Regions from separate parts of the Homo sapiens genome. Here regions 2, 3 and 4 are each linked to region 1. A link is a contact called in ENCODE Hi-C or POLR2A ChIA-PET data. All regions are on one chromosome and are shown on one strand. The core of a region is the stretch at or near the end of the contact, and the rest is flanking DNA. Distances in the headings are between cores, read along the strand shown.

What was found. A loop is a pair of places that touch in the nucleus more often than their neighbours do. ChIA-PET counts read pairs that join two places held with the same protein, here RNA polymerase II (POLR2A). Pooled maps may share reads with other maps.
Region 2: a loop to region 1 is called in a map of heart right ventricle, with 2.1 times the contacts of the local background. The contact joins the promoter of SPTBN1-AS2 here to the enhancer-like site in region 1. A Hi-C loop is called at or near these places in 1 of 168 maps with a recorded cell type or tissue (heart right ventricle) and 3 of 50 pooled maps. POLR2A ChIA-PET finds 5 or more read pairs at or near these places in 3 of 52 experiments (MCF 10A, Panc1 and activated naive CD4-positive, alpha-beta T cell).
Region 3: a loop to region 1 is called in a map of endothelial cell of umbilical vein, with 2.3 times the contacts of the local background. The contact joins two enhancer-like sites. A Hi-C loop is called at or near these places in 1 of 168 maps with a recorded cell type or tissue (endothelial cell of umbilical vein) and 2 of 50 pooled maps. POLR2A ChIA-PET finds 5 or more read pairs at or near these places in 1 of 52 experiments (activated T-cell).
Region 4: a loop to region 1 is called in a map of esophagus muscularis mucosa, with 4 times the contacts of the local background. The contact joins the promoter of SPTBN1-AS1 here to the enhancer-like site in region 1. A Hi-C loop is called at or near these places in 1 of 168 maps with a recorded cell type or tissue (esophagus muscularis mucosa) and 6 of 50 pooled maps. POLR2A ChIA-PET finds 5 or more read pairs at or near these places in 3 of 52 experiments (AG04450, BJ and Panc1).

Annotation. Positions count from the first base shown.
Region 1 is chr2:54,206,651-54,209,918 of GRCh38, reverse strand. All of the region lies in intron 3 of ACYP2 (acylphosphatase 2), which reads right to left. Among named protein-coding and RNA genes, the nearest start is that of TSPYL6, 48 kb to the left of the region's middle. Within about 2 kb of position 1,457, at least 2 of the 41 ENCODE cell types and tissues checked have a DNase peak (open chromatin) inside an H3K27ac peak, as active enhancers do.
Region 2 is chr2:54,678,248-54,681,515 of GRCh38, reverse strand. It overlaps SPTBN1-AS2 (SPTBN1 antisense RNA 2), which reads left to right and starts at 1,471. Exons shown (of 3, transcript NR_186176.1): 1 at 1,471-1,692. The region is part of intron 1 of LOC105374653 (a long non-coding RNA gene); the gene reads right to left.
Region 3 is chr2:54,611,765-54,615,032 of GRCh38, reverse strand. It overlaps SPTBN1 (spectrin beta, non-erythrocytic 1), which reads right to left. Exons shown (of 36, transcript NM_003128.3): 4 at 2,699-2,872. Among named protein-coding and RNA genes, the nearest start is that of SPTBN1-AS1, 55 kb to the right of the region's middle. Within about 2 kb of position 1,477, at least 8 of the 41 ENCODE cell types and tissues checked have a DNase peak (open chromatin) inside an H3K27ac peak, as active enhancers do.
Region 4 is chr2:54,556,971-54,560,238 of GRCh38, reverse strand. SPTBN1-AS1 (SPTBN1 antisense RNA 1) reads left to right here and starts at 1,534. Exons shown (of 4, transcript NR_185881.1): 1 at 1,534-2,571. All of the region lies in intron 2 of SPTBN1 (spectrin beta, non-erythrocytic 1), which reads right to left. RefSeq lists a silencer at 1,997-2,136.

The DNA.
Region 1 (3,268 bases), core at 208-2,707:
TCCGCCAGCCTCAGCCTCCCACAGTGCTGGGATTACAGGTGTGAGCCACTGCGCCGGCCTTGATTTAAATTTTATTTATTGATTGCAAAGTAAGTTTTTTTCCATCCTTGCTTCTGCTTTATTCCTCAACTTCAAAGCTCAACATGGCAGGAATAGAGTGAAGATGGCCAGAAATGGTGGGATGCAATCAGGAAAAGGAACCCCTTTTTTAACAGTCTCTATACTGAATTGTAAATGCTTTCATTTTTTGTCTCAAACTGAACTGTCAGTTTCTGAAGAGATAGGACGGTGCCAACACCTGTTACAACTGAGAAGCGTAATAAATGTTTGCGAAATGAAGGAATGAACCATTCCAGGTCATTTTCTCACTCAGCTTATTCTAGTCTGGTCCAAAGAAAATGAGTCCAAACAATGTCTTAATATTGTTATTTTAAGACATACCTTATAAGAAGTGTACTTGTTGACTGATCAGAGAGTCACACTTGATTATTAAGTGTCAAAATTCTTGGAGACTTACCTGGAGGAGGCTCTCTGAATAAGAAACAATTCTAGGATGGACAGGGTATTCAAATTTTCCAGAGAAAATAAAACATGAACTTTTATCCCCCTTCCATTACAATTATTAACTATAAAATAATAAGTACAACAACCAAGAGTCAGAAAGCAATATGGAATTAAGATAAGCAGTACATTAAACAGCAATATTAAAAATGCATTATTTAAATATATTTTTTTAAATCCAATAGGTCACAAAAATGAAAAGTTTCTCTACTTCCCCCCAATGTCATATTTTAAGAAAACAGATTTTTTTCAGTTTCTGGGTGGTACTAACTGAGAAGCCAGCAAACATTCCTAGCTTCATTCTTAAGAACTGATGAAATACATCTGTAAAAATAAACAGTTTTAAAAGTGGAGCTTGCCAAAAAAAAAAAGTAAAAGCAAAGAATTGTTTTTGTCATTTCCTCAATACTTTAATAAAGGAGAAATCAAAGTAAAATCCAATAAACTTTCTATTACAAATTGCCTCAATGAACATATATGCACACACACACACAATCACACAATTGGGTATGAGGACACAATGCAACAAATGCCTACTCCCATAAAATTTGATTTATGACATAGAATATTATGTAATACTGTATGCATATGACAATTTTTCCTCTTACTTTTCTCTATAACTGAGACCTATACTTAGCCCTGAAAAAAAAAAGTCTCCCTTTTTTTTCAAAATCTAAACTAATTCTTATCAGCAGGCTGTCTAATGACTTAAGTGAATCACTAAGCCACTCTTTCAATTTGGGCTTCTGCAGCAAAGAGGCCTTTGGAGCTAAGAAAATAATTTTTGTTGTATCCTGCTCTTCTGGACAAAAGCTAATTTCCTGCCCAACCCTGGGAGTCACATGATTCCAAGCTAATGGAAAGTCATGTAGAGATCAAGCTCTAACAATTAAAAAGAAACATCCCACCCCCTGCACCCCCGGCTCCCACACCCACACAACAAACCTCCATTTACTATGCTAAGGATTTAAAAAAGAAAAAAGAAAAACATAGATGGAAGTTTCCCACAGAAAGTAAAAATTAGAAATGTAAGACTAAGGGTAGTATGTTATTCACATCAGGATCAAACTGAGAAATCAGAGAGACAGAGGGAAGAAGAGGGGAGGGAAAGAGGAAGAACCACTTTAGGGATATAGGGGGGAAATAAAAAGTTTTTTTTTTTTTAGTGTGAACTGAATTACAGAAGACAAAAACTTGGTGACACACATACAAAAAAATTAGAGGGTGAGTGTGACTGAAGACTCTGACTGGATCTTGAGGGTCAGATGAACAGCAAGCTTGACATCAAGGAACAGCAAATCACATGCAGACCATAACCCAGAGAATACATTTCATGGATCTGTGGGAGGTCCTGGAACACTCTGTGTTATAACAGGCTTAGGATTGCAGAAATTGCACAGGATGAGAAGTTGTTTGACCTTCTCTCTCTAATCTACATTTTGGCCGCTCTTCTAAGTATGCGTTCAAAATTGCCCAATATTGAATGCACACACAGAACTTGAAAGCTGAGTTTCAAAGAACAAACTAGAACAATACCATTGCAGAAGACCGACTCAAAAAATGTTCTGGAAAAAATCCAAACTGATAAGAATCATGGTTCATGGCTTTTGTTTCATGTCCTATTCACTCAATTTTGGAGTGCTACAGTATAATTCACATCTTTATTACTGCAGAGTTGCACTAAATATTGAATCCAAGTTAGTAAAAATGCTAGCTACCATTATCTTTAATTTGGCTTACTGACAATAACATATGCAAGAGGCCTGTGATGTTACATTTTATGTGTCAACTTGGCTAGACTATGGTGCTTAATTGTTTGGTCAAATTTTAGTCTAGAAGTTGCTGTAAAAGTATTTTGTAGATATGATTAACATTTACAATCAGTTGAATTTAAGTAAAGCAAATTACCCTCCATAATGTGGGTGGGTGTCACCCAACCAATTGAAGAACTTAAAGAACAAAGACTGAGGCTTCTGAGAGAGGAAATTCTGCCTCCAGACTACAACATAGAAGTTCTAACCATTTCCAGGCTTCAGAATCAAGACTACAATATCAACTCTTACTTGAATTTCTAGCCTGCCAGCCTTCCCTACAAATTCCAACTTGCCCACCATCATAATTGCATGAGCCATTTCCTCACATTCTCTTTATACACACACACACACACACACACACACACACACATATACATGTTGTATATATGTACATATAATAACTTGAGATATAGGCATATATATACCTATATATCTATATATAGATATCTATATAAACATATATACAGACACATACTTTCCCTCTACATATATACATATATATACATGTACATGCACACATATACACACACACACAATTGGTTCTGCTTCTCTAGAGAACTCTAATACAATGCCCCAAATCATAACAAAAAAATAAATGTACTGCATTCATCCTAATATTATGTAAATTTTATAACTTGAGAAAAACATTGGCTACCATCAAATTTACAAAGTTTTCAAATCACTCAAAAAGCCTGCCCCGAACAATATGGATGGAACCCACGAAAGTTCCCTCTATGGTTTATAGCTTTCATTACACATATTGAGAGTTTAAAACAGATTGCACCCCCTACAGGGGAACATTTAGTTTGCATTTCTAAATTACATTTTGGAGCCAGTAGGTGAATTTTATTTACTCTACAATTATGGAAAAAAATCACAAAGAGGATTAGATT
Region 2 (3,268 bases), core at 222-2,721, 470 kb before region 1:
ACAGAGGCAAACCATATCAGGGAGAGTATCCTGGATTACACAGGTGGGCCCAATATAATCACAAGGGTCCTTGAAAGTAGATGAAGGAGGCAGAGGATGGCAACAGTGATGCAGTGTGAGAAAGACTTGATCACTATTGCTGGCTTTGAATATGGGGAAGGGGTCATGAGCCAAGGAATGTGGGCAGCTTCTAAATGTTGCAAACAGCAAGGAATTGAAATTTCCTCTAGAGCATCCCAAAAGGAAAAGAGCCCTGCCAACACCTTGATTTTAATGCAGTGAGTTTTTGTGTCAGACTTCTTACTTATGGAAGAACTGTAAGATAATAAATTTATGTTGTTTGAAGCCACTAAGTTTGTGGTAATTTGGTATAGCAGCAAAGGGAAATTCACACAGCCAGCTACTTTTTAAACGCTGTTCCTGTGTTTGCAGAATCTGTAACCTCAAGGGGCAGAACCTTCCTTCTGCAGAATATGAGGTCTTTTCCCAGCTGCACTTGCAGCAAGGGCACAGATCCATGGCCAGTATCTGTCAATTGTACACCTGCATGATTTTGAATTAGAGGCTGGTCATGTGCAGAGGGGAGCCTGGCAGAATCTGTTCTGTGAGGGCAGTGGCAGGGACAGCTGTCACTGCAGCAGCGTGTTGCTGTCAAAGACAGCAATTCCCACAGCAGGGTTTGCGCACAGTATGGTGTCATGGTGGGCACCTGGCAGTGTCAGAGTCCAGTGACGAGTTCCAGGAGCCTGCCCTAGGCTGGACTTTGGACATTTTTCCTGGCTGTATAAGCCCTAAGCCTGGTGCCCTTGTCCTCCTGGAGATTCTGGGAGCCTTAATAAGTTCCTTTTCTGCTAAATTAGCCAGAGTTGGTTTTTGTGGCTTGTGATTCAGAACCCTCAGTAAATCAGATATGAATGAACAATTCAATTCACTCAAAAAGAAAGTGGTGACACATCCCTGTAGTCCCAGCTCTCAGGAGGATCGATTGAGCCTGGGAGGTCGAGGCTGCAGTGAGCCGTGATCATGCCACTATACCCCAGGTTGGGTGACAGATAAGACCCCATCTCAACAAAAAGGAAAAAAAAAAGCAAGAAGAAAGAAGAAAAAGAAAGAAAGGAAGGAAGGAAGGAAGAAAGGAAGGAAGGAAAGAAAGAAAGAAAGAAAGAAAGAAAGAAAGAAAGAAAGAAAGAAAGAAAGAAAGAAAGAGAAAAAAGAAAGATGACAAAAACAGGAGAAAAAGTTGACCCTAGCTAGCAGTCAAAGAAACTCACAGCTTGAGGTGCCATATGATAGTTACTAAAAACAAAAACAATTGTTTCTGTAGCACAACAACGAGAACAGTTCCTCAGATAATGTCATTTCATTCAACTTTTTTTTTTTTTTTTTAATGATGAGAAAAAAATTGATTCTCTGCCAGGGCCACTGTCTGTGTGGTTTGCATGCTCTCCCCACGTCCACAGGGGTTTTGCTCTGGATGCTCTGGTTTTCTCCCACCCCTCAAAGAGGTGCATGTTCAGTTCACCGGCATGTCTACATGGTCCTGGTGTGAGTGTGGGGTGTGTGTGAGTGTGCCCTGCGATGTGACAGTGTCCTGTTCAGGGCTGGTTCTTACTTTAAGCCCTGAGCTGCTGGAATGAGCTACAGCAACCGGAGACTGGAGACTCCGGCAACCTAGAGAACTGTTATTATTGAGTAAGTTATCTTACTTGCTTTTATTTATCTTTCTTAAATGTATGTATAGCTCATATTTATTTCAGTGGTTAATATCAGAAGTGTTTTTTTTTTTTGAGACGGAGTCTCACTCTGTTGCCCAGGCTGGAGTGCAGTGGTGCAATCTTGGCTCACTGCAACCTCTGCCTCCCAGGTTCTAGTGTTTCTCCTGCTTCAGCCTCCTGAGTAGCTGGGACTACAGGCATGCGCCACCATGCCCGGCTAATTTTTGTATTTTTAGTAGAGACGGGGTTTCACCATGTTGGTCAGGCTGGTCTTGAACTCCTGACCTTATGATCCACTCGCCTCGGCCTCCCAAAGTGCTGGGATAACAGTCATGAGCCACCGCGCCCGGCCTTTGGTTTTTATTTAGAATTTTGATGTGTTTGTGACTAGAAATAAACCATAGGAATATTAATTTGCTTGTGGTAAAATTGGTGTTACTTACTTTCAGATTGCAAGAACATATTGACAACCTTAAGTGAGGACTGACTGTACCTTTGTTTATAGCTAGTAACTAAATGGATACACTGTTTGGAAAGTAATTTGGAAAGGAGTAATAGGAATATTTAGCAAAAATCTGTAAACGTGTCCTTAGCTTCTGACCTGGCAATTGCCAAGAAGCTTGGGAGGGTGTTTGGTAAGATAAAAATTATTTGTGTGCTTGTGTTTGAAAATTATTGATGTGGGCTTACAGTGTGTTAAACTAGGGGTGATAAAATTTGCATTAGGACCCCAGAAGCTTTTAGAGAGCAAAGAGATTAGAACCTATATTCAGTTTCCTGAAATGTAAAGTGACTGAAGCTGTCAGAGCGGCTGAGATCAAGGCTCTCTCTGAGGCTGGGCAGGAGAATGACTCCCCTGGGAGAACATTTCCACAAGGGGAAAGTGGTTAGTAGATGCGTACCCTGCACCAAGGCACGTGATTAAAGGGGAATATGGTCTGTGCAGTAGCCATACCAGGGGGCAGTTTATGCCCCCAGAAAACTGCTCTCAAAAAGAACCAAGAGCTGTAATTTTGGGAACACAAGCCTCTTTGGTGGAGAATGGTGTTATTGCTAAATGCTCAGCATCTGGGGAGCATTTTAATGCCTGATGCTGCATCAACTTGTGGAAAACTACCAATAGTCCTTGAAATAAGCATCACAAAGTCTTGTAGAAACACAGCAAAATGTTTATGATGCATATGTAAGTAAAAATTGTATGCAGAATAGGTACTTGTGATGTTTAACTATGTAGGATTTGAGGCATGTGGGCCAGTGGGTTGTTAGAGTTAAAAAAAAAAGGAAGAATGCTTTTTTTTTTTTTGAGACAGAGTCTCTCTCTGTTGCCCAGGCAGGAGTACATGGGCATGATCTCAGCTCACTGCAACCTCCACCTCCCAAGTTCAAGTGATTCTCGTGCCTCAGCCACCCAAGTAGCTGGTATTACAGGCGTGCACCACCAGGCCTAGCTAATTTTTTTTTTAAGTAGAGATGGTGTTGTGCCATTTTGGCCAGGCTGGTCTTGAACTGCTGACCTCAAGTGGTCTGTCCGCCTTGGCCTCCCAAACTGTTGG
Region 3 (3,268 bases), core at 228-2,727, 410 kb before region 1:
AACAACCCTCACTCAAGGGGTGAGAGACAGGCTCACCAGGAAAGTCAGGCTGCAACTTTACACACATTAACCCATTGGCTTTCTTATACTTCTGTGTGAAGGGTATCTGTTTCCAGATTTGCCCATATGGAAACAAAGCCTACCCTTCTGAAATGAAGACAGCTCCCTATTTAAACTAGGCAAACTTAGAGACTTCCACTCCAGTTTCTCACCATCTTTTACTTTTTTTTTTTTTTGAGACAGTCTCTGTCGCCCAGGCTGGAGTGCGGTGGTGTGATCTCGGCTCACTGCAATCTCCGCCTCCCATATTCAAGCGATTCTCCTGCCTCAGCTTCTCAAGTAACTGGGATCATAGGTGTCTGCCACCACACCTGGCTAATTTTTGTATTTTTAGTAGAGGCAGGGTATCGTCATGTTGGCCAGGTTGGTCCCGAACTCCTGATCTGAAGTGATCCACCCACCTTGGCCTCCCAAAGTGCTGGGATTACAGGCATGAGCCACCGCACCTGGCCCTTATACTCTCTTTTAAAGGGGCAGCATCATAAAATCTGTGTCATCATCAGTATTTAATGGACACTTCTATGCACATATAGGGTAGGCCATATCCTGGTAGCAATGAGAGCACACGCACGCACACACACACATACACACACACTGGGAACTTGTAAAACCGTATATTCAGGAGCTGGTGGAAGGAGAGACCGTTGTAGGTACACAGGGAAGCTTGACCCTATGTATCTACAAGGATATGTGGAGTATCCTTATAGATATGCTGGATATCTACAGCTGGGCCTTGGCTGATTCATAATCATATTATTTTTGTAGAATAGGTAATGTTTTAATAAAGCTGCTGGAGAAAGCTGAGTCATTTAAGACAACAACACTGCAGGCCACGCGGTAACATCAGCAGCCTATGCCTCTCACCTCAACAGAAAGGGAGAAAATACACATCAGCATTTACAAGTTGAATTATAGGAATATGCAAACTGGCAGGAAGCGAATTAGTCAATGACTCAAAGCAATTCACGCTGAGAATCCTGAAAAGGGCTGTGTGTGCCAGCTCCCTGACCTGGGTGCTGACCCGCTGTCAAGATAGCCCACAGTCAGGATGGCCTTCCACGCTCTGATTATTGCAGGCCAAAGCTAACAGAAATACAACATTTTACTCCATAAAACTGGGGTGAAGCTAGAGGAGTGTACTGCTAATAATTTCACCTCTGTTGCCATAAGACACAAGAGCAGTAATTAGTGGATTCAATGGCTACTCCATTTTCAAATCATTCAGGAACTAAATAACAGAAATGTAAGAGTTCTATCTGGGGAAAAATGTCCTTGATTGCTGTAATTAACTCCTTTAATGATGTTGTACCATCTTCAACAGTGGTTCTCTCTTCAGACCTACTTAATCAGAACTACTAGGGCTGGGCCCTGGGAACCTGAATTATTAAAAGGGTTTCCCAAAGGCATCAGATGATCAGCCAGCTTGGGAACCAGCCAGGCAGGAAGATATTTCTTCCTGTAACTCATTCTAGTCCCCTACCCCTTCTTCCCACATATATAATCACGACACTAACTGAAGCCCAATCGTAGGGCAAGTGAGAAGGAAAAGGGACTGTTGACAGGCTGATTTCAGAGTTTCAATAAGAAAACAAAGCAAGTTATAATTTGATTTTTCGTTTTTCCTTTTTGTGTGAGGTTTTTGTTTACCCAGAAAAATCAAAACAGATCTTTATTAAAGGGGCAGAACAGGAAGGAATGGCAAGAGAACACAGTCACTGAGGAGACAGGACTGTTAGAATATTTGTTCGCAGAGAAACCTGACACTATGGTACAAAGTTGTTCCTGCCTTTCCAATTTTAATTGGAACGCATGAGTACGAAGCATGAGCCTGGAGAAAGAACCAATAATCAGGCTCGTGGTGGTGCACAGTCCCAAAAGGCTGAGCGCTCTCTCTTAAGGGGTCAGAGGCACCCACTATAGCCCTGGCTGGCTGTGTCATCAGAGGCAAGGTTTCAAATTTCTGTGGGTCCCCGATTTCTTCATAAAGTGAAAGAAGTGGACAAAATGACCTTGAGAGTACCTTCCGGCTTAAAATACTTCTATACTTAGAGCCTTCCTCCTCAAGTATAACAAAACCCATAAAGCATCATCAATTCAAAGAAACACAAGAGTTTTGTACTTTCCTCCTGCAAACTGCTTCCTCACATCCAAAGAGAATGAGAAGGTGAAAATGGAGCCCACACACATGCCATAACCCTCAACAGCTTTGCCAAAAAATGTTCTGTAACACATGTCATAGTTGAGTGAAGTTGAGGCAGTCTAAGCTAATAACCTAGCATTGGCCACGTCCTTATACCTTTGCTCCTGAGAGCCAAGCAGCAGAGACCAGATGTTTAGAGCAGGTGCCAGCAAAGTGGCGGGCTGGGATGCAGCCTAGAAGCCCCTGGGCCGCTGAGATGTGTCTGACAGGAAAGCTAAGATTACCAGGGCTAGTACAATTGCAGGAGGATGTAGTAGCTTCCACGTGCCTACGAGGCAGCATTCAATTCTGAGGGCTGGATATGACACACATGACTCTGAGACATGCTTTCAACCTGGTCTTCCCGATCCCTCTGATACAGGGAGGCCAGCTCTATAACAATGCTCATACCTGAGAGGTCGGCCTAAGTTCTGAGCAACCCTGGGCAGAGACCCTTACCTGGAAGCGCAGGATGATGGTCCAGATGAGGCCAAGGGTCAGCCGGTGGTTTCCATCCACGATGTCATGGGACCCCATGTTCTCAAGATGGACTCTCTGCTCCTTCAGGAACTGAAGGGCCTTGTCCACATTCTCTAAGCAGTGGATGCGCATTCGTCCCTTGGTGGGTTTAGGCTAGAAACAGGAGAGCAGAGGTAGAGACACATCACCCAACAGAGTAGAGATGAACCCCGAGTTACTGCCTAGTCACATGTGCCCATTCATGCAATGCTCTCCCGCTCAGAGCAGAACATTAACAAACACATGTACTCATTAAGTCCAAGGACGGTATTTACCTAACGGCCACAGAAAAAAAGTTTACTTAAGGGGATGATAACTGATTCCTCTTTAGAGAATAGTTGTGGAGCTATATAGTTTACAAATGAGCATTTGTTTAAGTTCAGGGAAGAGAGAATCCAATTTTCATGGAGAATTTCAGCGCTACTGCTGCCATCCATACAATTTTTTTTTTTTGCAGGTGCATGACAAAACACCTGTGAGGATTTTCTGATTACTTGGAATGTAAAATTA
Region 4 (3,268 bases), core at 285-2,784, 350 kb before region 1:
CCCGAAAACCGTGAGGCCCCTAACAAACCTAGATAATGAACGCCCCCCCCCACCCCAACTCCTCTATTTACTACTTGCAAGCGCCCCCAGCTTAAGTTTTCAAAAAAGCAAATTTGACTGCCGAAGAGCTCAAGAGAAATGAACCAAAGAGACACAGAACCGTTCCCCAGAGCGAAGGGAGCTTCCTCTGAGCTAACTGCCAGAGGAATGTGGCACAGCCCAGCAAATGTTTAAAATCACGTCCTGTTCTGCCTCGTTTTCCAGAGAAGTGTCATTACTGTCAACTATTTCACAAGACAAATAAACCAATGAATGAAAGACATCCTCCCCCCTCTTCCCAATGAAAAACATTCTAGGGCTGAGCGGCTTCCTTCCTTCCTCCTCCTCACAGGAACCACATTTGCAGCACTGAGGAGGTTAAAATAAGAAACACACAGTCCTCGAATACTACTTTTTTACAGTGCTAGAGCCATTCCCAGCCTACTACTGACTCCAGGGGCTTCCAAACGGAAGGAGTTCTGTTTTCAGTTAGGAACCTTTTTTCATGTATAAGCTCTGAGACACTGCTGGCCAGGGCCTGCTGGCTGGGCAGGGACAGCTGAGGGGTGCAGGGGCCGCAGGGAAAACAGCACACTGGTGCACACACAGGCTTCTGCTCTCCCTAAAAATATGTTCAGTAAAATATTGGACTCATTCAATTGTCTGAGCCTTAAAAAGACTCCAAGAAACCTGTAATTGATCCAACTAATCCAACCCATAGGGTTGAAATGACAATAACCGGCTTTCATTAGAAATTATATAGCCCACTAAATAGATGGGAAGGCTCTTCCCAACACATCAGAAAAATTAAAATTAAGCTTCTGAATAAAAAACTGTAATTTACCAAAGGCTTAGGAACAAAAAGACCCCTCCCTCCTCCCCTTTGCTATTGTTCTACAGGACTGGGTCTGAGCACGGCACTTTACACCTTTAAAGCTTCCCAGAGGTAAGAGGCTGGGGGCTGGGAGCCAGAGGCGACCCGGAATCAAATACCTGCATACTAATAAGTCTATGAGCACTGATCTACTAGGAGGTAAAGTTAGCTAAAAGTAAAGAAAATGTGTGTGCAGCAGTTATCTGACAACCTAGAAAGCCAAAAAGGTGCTGGAGAGACAGGGACTCCAAATGGTAGCTCTTCTGGAGTGGAGTATGAGCAACTGCCTTCCCTAAGTCGTGAATGGGGTGCCCGCAGCCAACCACAGGGTCTGGGGCCGAGCTGTGAAGCCGCCCGTCTTCATTAGGGTCACAAATAAAGCCTCCAAGAACCCCCGTTGGCACCCAGGACAGGCCCGGCCTTTGGGAGGGGGCTTACCTTGCAGCTGCTTGAATCTGCCTTCCAGCTGGTTGTAGTTGTAAGGCACCTGCCCCGTGTACGCCGGCGACAGCGGCCCGGAGATACTAGACGTCCTCTGCAATTCCATTATGCCCGGCGTAACGCCCCGGAGGACTGCGCCCTGGAAATCTCGCTCCAGCCCCCTCCCACTCCCATCCAACACGCAGCAGCCTCCGCAGCGCTCGGCTCCTTAGGCGAGCCCCATTCCGGTCTGCAAGTCCAGCAGGGTGATCTGATGGGAAGTTGGCTGCAAGAGAGTCCACCTTAGCTCCGCGAGGAGTTACCACACAGGCATCTAATTTCTTGCTTTCCCTTCTTCCGTGGCCCTTGCCTGGAAGCTCGAAATAAATTACTGAGGAGGAGGGAGAAGCAGAGAGGAGGCGCAGGTTCTACTTCAGAACTTTTAAATATGGCCAATCCTAAGCATGCCACGGTTGCCGAGCCCGGGAGCTCGCGGGCGCAGCGCGCACACCTCCTCCCAGCTGCCCGCGGCGGCCGCCGGTTTGTAATTTTATCAGGAGCCACTCGCCGTGTGCTGGGCGGTGATGTCACCTGATTAGCATAACAGCATTGTATTAGAAATGCAGGCTATACCACGAGGAGGGGCGCGGGGGAGCCTAGCCGGCCCGCGACCCCCTACCGGTCCCGCACGGTCCGCGGTCGCCCCAGCCGCCCGGCAGCCGCCGACCCCCGGCCGGGCCCTGGACTCGCCGCGGTAGTGCCTTCCCAAACAGAGCTGCTGGAATTACAATCTTTTGTTGAGCCTCATGTAACGGAAAAGTCTCCGATTACTATCACTTGAAAAGGCTAGCGCGCCCACGGGACGGCCTGGAGAGTGAAGAGCCCCAAGGGTCCCGGGCCCGCGCGGCTCATTCACTCTCTAGCGTCTGCTGAGGTAACGCGGCCCGCACCTGGGCGCGCGCGACTGCCCCAGTGCGCTGGCGCCAACCACGCGGCGGCGGCCCGGCGAGCCACCGGGAAGAAGTCAGACAAAGTCACTCTCAGGGCGCTGTGCAGCGCCACAGCCAGGGGAGGTGTAAGTTCGGGCTCAGTGAAGAATCTCGGCTGACTTACGCTGCCATCAGGGGATATGAAGGCGGTGGTTTCCTGGAATAACACGGGCCTATGATAGGAATTCGACGCAAGGAAGATTTATGGGAGCACCGATTTGCAAGGCATTGTGGGAAAAAGGTACACAGGTAAACACCGCCGAGATCCCTGACCTGGAGTTGTTTATGATCCGGAGGGGAGATGAGGGAACCGAAACTACCCTCAAATTCCTACTCTGATTTGTAAAACAAGGCCTCTAAACTTGTGGTTCTCCAAAATTTTAAATCTCTCCTTCCCAGCTTCTTCTCCCACCAATCTCAACCAAAAATGAAATCTTCCACATAGAAAAGAGAATGATCAAAATGTATTCTTGGGAAATTGACTCTAGATCTCCCCCCTCTCTCTCCACCCTCCTGTCCCCCCTTTTTCCTCACTACCTAAACAGGCAGACAACAAATTACACTTTTGGCATTTCCAGTTTGGAGCCCTACAGCAATACTCACTGAAGAAGGTAATTTCATTCCTCAGGGATCCCAATATGTAGTAAAGACGTGGTCCCCCACCCCAGGTTCACCTCAGTCCCCAGGGCACTTGTAATTGAAGTAACTGCATCCTGTCCAGGCTTAGAATTAAACCCAGAGCCTAGCTAACTGCTCAACGCTGAACAACCCCCAACTCCTTCCAGCCACATAACTAGGTTTTTAATACTTCCACATGTCAACCTTTGGCTTTTGAAAGCCAGGCCCAACCTGAAGAAGACAACATTTCTTATCATCTAAGATGTAGAACATTTTTTAAAGCCCCTAAGTGCTGCCAATTCACAATGCTGATGGGAGGCTAGGCAGA